2 separate regions of the Mus musculus genome follow, and region 1 is linked to region 2. Evidence: chromatin loops called from intact Hi-C (ENCODE). Cell type or tissue: gastrocnemius. All regions are shown on one strand. Each heading gives the region's core, and the rest is flanking DNA. Links, peaks and the distances in the headings are about the cores only. Region 1 overlaps Gm30983 (a long non-coding RNA gene). Region 2 overlaps Xdh (xanthine dehydrogenase).

The links. Peaks named below come from ENCODE experiments on the same cell type or tissue, not always from the same donor. Only the 100,000 strongest peaks of a DNase experiment are listed, where the experiment ranks them.
Region 1: a loop joins it to region 2, with 2.0 times the contacts of the local background. A loop is called at or near these places in 3 of 42 quality-filtered maps.

Annotation. Positions count from the first base shown.
Region 1 is chr17:73,969,099-73,972,014 of GRCm38, reverse strand. The region is part of intron 5 of Gm30983 (a long non-coding RNA gene); the gene reads left to right. Among named protein-coding and RNA genes, the nearest start is that of Gm30983, 13 kb to the left of the region's middle. In gastrocnemius, for the core only: a CTCF peak has its summit at 1,469; a DNase peak (open chromatin) is centred at 1,536; H3K27ac peaks cover 2,500 bases.
Region 2 is chr17:73,890,624-73,893,539 of GRCm38, reverse strand. Xdh (xanthine dehydrogenase) reads left to right here. Exons shown (of 36, transcript NM_011723.3): 33 at 756-821; 34 at 2,241-2,429. Among named protein-coding and RNA genes, the nearest start is that of Xdh, 58 kb to the left of the region's middle. In gastrocnemius, for the core only: a CTCF peak has its summit at 1,764 (motif pointing left); a DNase peak (open chromatin) is centred at 1,720.

The DNA.
Region 1 (2,916 bases), core at 214-2,713, 79 kb before region 2:
GCTAATAAGAGGATATTTCCCCCCTCCAAGTCTCTTGAAAATAGTTTCTTTGTGGCAAGAATTGCTTCTTACAAGGATGATGGGGGCAAGTTGTGGGAATCATGGTAGCAAGTGTTTCCCCCGCCTTTTGACTTCCAATCTACCATGAGAGACTGTAGCAGGATACAAATGCCTGCAAGGGACGTGCATCATTCAAGGCACTAGCCCTGCCCATAAGACCAAGCTAGGGAGTCTCCTCAGATACCCACAGCCATCACCTAACATCTGCCTAAATACTAGGGTGCTCCAGCAGAGGTTAAACCAGCTGCAAGACTCTTCTCCCCAGAGCTCTTTCTAGAACTAATTGTCTCTTTCTCAAGACAGCAAGAACATCATAATTAGGGAGCATGCTAAGGCACCCACTGGCCCTCACAGATCAGACAGTGCCACTTCTTGCTCCAGCCTGCCGTCACAGAGTCTGTTCTTAAGCTAGCCCGTCAACTTTGTGGGTGACTAATTCTCAGCTGGTGCCTGTACTGGGCCTTTCAGGACTCATGACAGCTGTCTATGAGGAGCTCCTGGTAGGAACACGAATAGCCTATCTGAGTTCTGTTTTTCCAGAATAGTGTCTACCCATCCTGTATACAATCCTCTCTTCATTCCCCTCCCACCCCCGTTCATTCCCCTTCTCATCCATGGATGGTAGCCAAAAGGAGGCAGAGCTGCAGGTCCTTAGTGAAGTAGAGGGAGGGTGCTGGGCATGTGAAACTGATGCTTTAAATTATAATATGCTAATTAGCTACTTGGTGGCGGTGATATCTGATTCCCTCGTCTTGTTCTTAGGCTCTGGGGAGCTGGACTTGAGGAGGGATGTACCAACTCATTCTACAAGTGTGAAAGTCACTGACAGATTTCATACCTTCTGTCCACAGGAGGGAACTTTTGTGTTCCTAGAGGGACAAGGGGAAGCAGAAGGGTTTTGGAAAGGGGAAGGGGTCACTCTCCTGCAGATACAGTAGCTCCTCCAGGCTGGGAAGTGGGAAGCGTTGTACTACTCTCTGAGGCTTTTGATGGAGATGGGTGGACCAGCCCTTGGTTTTAACCATTCTCAAAATGACCATTTTTTTTTCTCCCCACAAATGACTCACAAATTCTGGGGCAGACAATCTGGAATCATGCAACAAGAGACCAGTAGGCCACAGCAGTGGGCAAGGTCCCATCTGCTGCCTTCCTCATCCTCTAGCTGGACCAATTTCTCACATGTCCAGTTTTTATCCCTGTGCACATAATTTCTAGCCCACCCCATTTCCATTAGTGACTTCTGTTCCCAACCCCCTTTAGGAGTGTTCCACCAATCATCATTTGGATGGAGTCATGAACCCTGACTAACACCCACAGGGCCCAACCCTTTCTGGAAAGCGGTTTCTCTTAAACCAGCACTTCTGGTGAGTGAGTCTATTTTTAGTGGAACTCACTTCCTTGTCCCCAGATTCCTGTTGAGGGCAGTGGCTGCTTTGTTTTTGCAGCTCTGAGGGTTTCCTCCTCGATTCTTCCCCCTGGCTCAAATCCAGTGCTGGCTGCATCTCTGTACTGAGTTGTTGCCAGTGCCTCTGTGAGCCACTCAGTTATAAACACAAAGTATAATAATATAATTGCTTGAAAATATCACAGTGAAACCCATTTCTTTAAGAGAGAGAAAGAGAGAGAAGGAGAGAGAGAGAAAGAGAGAGAGAGAGAGAGAGAAGATGGTGACGAGGTGGAAGAGGAGGAGGAGGAGGGAGAGGAGGAGGCATTGTGGAGACATTTTAAAAGAGAAACTAGTGTTTTCAAAAATATAGGATTCTATCAAGCTCAGGCCTGAAGTGTGGGAAATAATAGTTCTTACTTTTCCTTTTAATTGTTACACAGACAATTAAAAATCATCATCATAACTCCACCCCTTGCCAACTTGATACAAAAACACATTACTCGAAGCCATAACCTTTAATTCCTTGTTCGTAAGCTATCTCATCGTAAAAAATGGAGTCCTACCGTGAGTGTTCCCATAGTCTTTAACAAGTATAACACTTTAAAAGTCCAAATCCTTTTATTTGAAATCCTATCACATCAAAATAATTTAAATACTTTCAACATATGATGGCACAGAATCAAGACTCTCATTCCAGAAGGGAAGAACAGGGTATAGCAAATGAACACTCATACCAAAGCAACTCCAAAATTTTGTAGGGAGAACAACAAATTTTGTGGCTTTGGTGATCAGTATCTGGGGCTAACAATAAAATCTCTCAGAACCCTAAGGGCCTGGGCAGCTTCACCCTTCCAGCTCTGCTCCCTATATCCGATGGATATTTTCTTTTAGGATTAAGTCAGCTCCACTCCGTACCTATAGTTCTCCTTGGTGGCCATTCCCCAGTCCTGGCATCTACAGTATTCTGGGGTCTTATTACAGCTTAGGCTTTGCAGTCACAGTTTCATGTGAGAGCCTTTGAGGCTCTTTTTTGGGGGGGGGGGATTCCAATCTTGTCAAAGTTTCCTGGCCTCAACTGTTCTTCAAGCAACACCTGACTTCTGTATTCTATGATTTACAAACCAGTACCAAGCGGCTAACTCTTACATTGCTTAATTCTGTTTTTACCTTGAGGTGTACCGCAGCCTCCTTGGATCTCGGAGACATCACTTTCTGTGTGGTGATCCTGAGGAAACACTTTCCTGTCCCCCCAGTGTAACATGAGAGGCTCCCCTACAATGGGACTGGATTTCTTAAAAAAAAAATAATAATTCTGCCTGTCTCTTTAGCATAAGTCCATACTGAGTCTTTCCCTACCAAAAACTGTTCTGCCCTCTTCAAGTTTAGATTTACTTAGATTTTTTTTCAGGACACAGACAGAATGGAAGCTAGATTCTTGGCTAACATTTTATAAAAATGGCTCCCATGTC
Region 2 (2,916 bases), core at 257-2,756:
GGCTGGCCCAGGCCTGCTCTCTGGTTAGGAAATAAGCTTTACGTCAGAGGCAGGGGATTGCTCCATGAAGGCCACAGAGCACATACCTTAAACCACGAGCCTCATAGTTTCTGCGTCAGCATTTGACTGTTGGTGTGGTGAAAGCCGCCGTGTGGGATGGTGTGGGACTCTGCTCCATAAACGACTACTTCCGCCCACTGAAGTTTAAACTGAAGATAGTTTTTTTTTTCTGTGCCACAAGTATCTTCTTCCTATATTTTTTTCAGTCATTTATTTTTAGATTTTTTTTCTTATTTGGGCGAGTAAACCCAGGGACTCATGCATACAAGGCCAGAACTCAACCAGCTAAATTATATCCTCAGCCCCTCAGCTATTTAATAATGTGGCTATTATCTTACAGGCTCTATTAACCAAGCATGCTTTGGATTCAGCCACAATATACTTTATTGACTGATTTCTCGCAGATCTGCCCAGACTCAGGTTCAAAGCCCTAGTCCCTGGAGACCTTCTCTTACCACTCATTTGTGGATGTGTGGCGAGATCAGCTCTGATCTGCATTTAACTCGGTTGCTAAGATCTCAAATGTCAGCTTTGATATGGCCATCCATATGTGGTGGGGATCCCTGTGTCCACCTGCTTAGGGCTTTGTGCTTGTGAACATGGTATTTGAATTGGGATTTACAATCTAGGAGTTATCAAAGCACACTGTGGGATTTCAGGTATTCTATTCTTCTCAAACTATCTTCCATCCACAGAATCTCCGTACAGATATCGTCATGGATGTTGGTTCCAGCTTGAATCCTGCCATTGATATCGGACAGGTAAGGTGTATGGGAGATCAGGGTGGTAACAGAATAAATAGGCCAGCAATGTGCCCATCCCCACCCTGATAACTGAAGATCAACAGCTACACAACATGTCATTGTTTTTAAGCAGGCCAGAGCATAGTACTTGGGGAACCTCATTTTGAGTAAGAGTTAGGTTGATGATCATCCATCCAACTCTCAATGCAGAAAACAAATAAACATAGATTAACCTGGAAAGGGAAGCCACATGCCCCAGGCACCAGTATAGTGTGTGAGGAACCATTGGATGCTCACATGTAACACACACACACACACACACACTTGTACACACATATACACACACACAGAGGACAAAGGGGGAGGGAGTAAGAGAGGAGGGATAGAAGGAAGGGAGAGGAGGGAAGGGAGGGGAGTATTCGAGTACCTGGGAATAAGCACAGTGGGGAAGGGCAATAGAGACTGGTATTGATGCTTAAGCAGTAGGGTCTGAGCTCAGAAGAACTGGCTGCCTCCCCATTGCCCACTGACCCAGCGATTAGATAAACTACTCTCTAGGACGAAAATGGTAACAAGACTGGGGTGGTAGAGGGATCCGCCAAAAGGCGTGAGCTCAACCATGAGTAGGAAAAGAACTTCCCAAATGAAAACCATTTTTCTATGAATATCCCAAATATGGGATTCATAGAATAGGTCAAGCTGGAGAAGACGAGAGGGAGGAGTCACAATTTGAGACAGATGCATCTGGTAGAAAATATGAGTACACTTGGAAAATATACAAAAGGCTAATCTACTCTTTAGTCAACACACACACACACACACACACACACACACACACACACACACACACTCAGTTGGTCTGCTTGGGGAATGCCCTCTGTAGGCAGGCATTGCATCAAGTACTATGGATACAAAGATTATCAACAGTGCCCTCTTGTGTTTGTTCAGCTCTGGCAGTGCCACATATCACTCTTCTGAGTAGGGATGGGAGAACGGATGGGGACCAACATAGTGTAGTGGATGCTCTAGATCTGTAAGTCATAGCAGGACAGACAAGGGTGGGAACCCAATGAGGCTGGAGGTAAATTTCAAAGGATTGACTACTCCAGAAATGAAATCCCTCCCATGAGCTTGTGTCCTGGTGTTGGATCACTAGTGTCGAGACGGAGACAACATCTCCATCCGCACAGTGGCAGGTTTTAGTGAGAAATGGTATCTACCACTCTGCCGACACATTCTGAACAGAGGGATGCTCTGCTTGAGACCAAGTTCAGTGACAATCCAATAGGGAGGCCTTGGTCCTGTGGCAAGAGCCAGGTAGGAACTGGCCCCTTCCAGGTCCCACTCTAGGTCAGGTTTTACATCCATGGTAGTCATCAGTATCTGTCCTGGGGACTGGAGGGGAGGTGGTAACCATGATAACCTTCTGTCCTGCAGGTAGAAGGGGCATTTGTCCAGGGTCTTGGTCTTTTCACCATGGAGGAGCTGCACTACTCTCCCGAGGGGAGCCTGCACACTCGTGGCCCCAGTACCTACAAGATCCCTGCATTTGGCAGCATCCCCATTGAGTTCAGAGTATCCCTGCTCCGCGACTGCCCCAACAAGAGGGCCATCTATGCATCCAAGGTACGGTGGCTCTGTGCTGCCTTCTAAACTTTAGGAAGGGAGACCACTGCAGGGGAGAAGGAGTTTCAGTCACCTGCCTAGTGGGTCTGCCAGGGATCCCTCCAAAAGAAGGAAGGGGATTGGCACTGACCTTGGTAAGGCAGCAGAGCTGAGAACCAAAGGAATCGGGCTCAGGAGAACACATCTTGATCATATTGGCTGAAGCTGGCTCCTATAGGGAGCCTCAGAGAGATTTCTTAAGCAAATCCTATGGATCAAAGTCTGATCTATGCTGCTCTCTGTCATACAATCACGGTCCTTGATCCTCAGAGATGATTTCATAGATACGGCACCTCTATGTTCTTGTGAGAATATGCAATTTCGCTGCAGAGGAGGGGAGTGTCTTCCAATCCATCCTGTCATCCCCGCTGGTTATTGAGATCCAACCTTAAAGCCTTGCTAACAAGCCTGGGGAATTGTGCACAGAGAGCTTCCTTTATTCCTATCC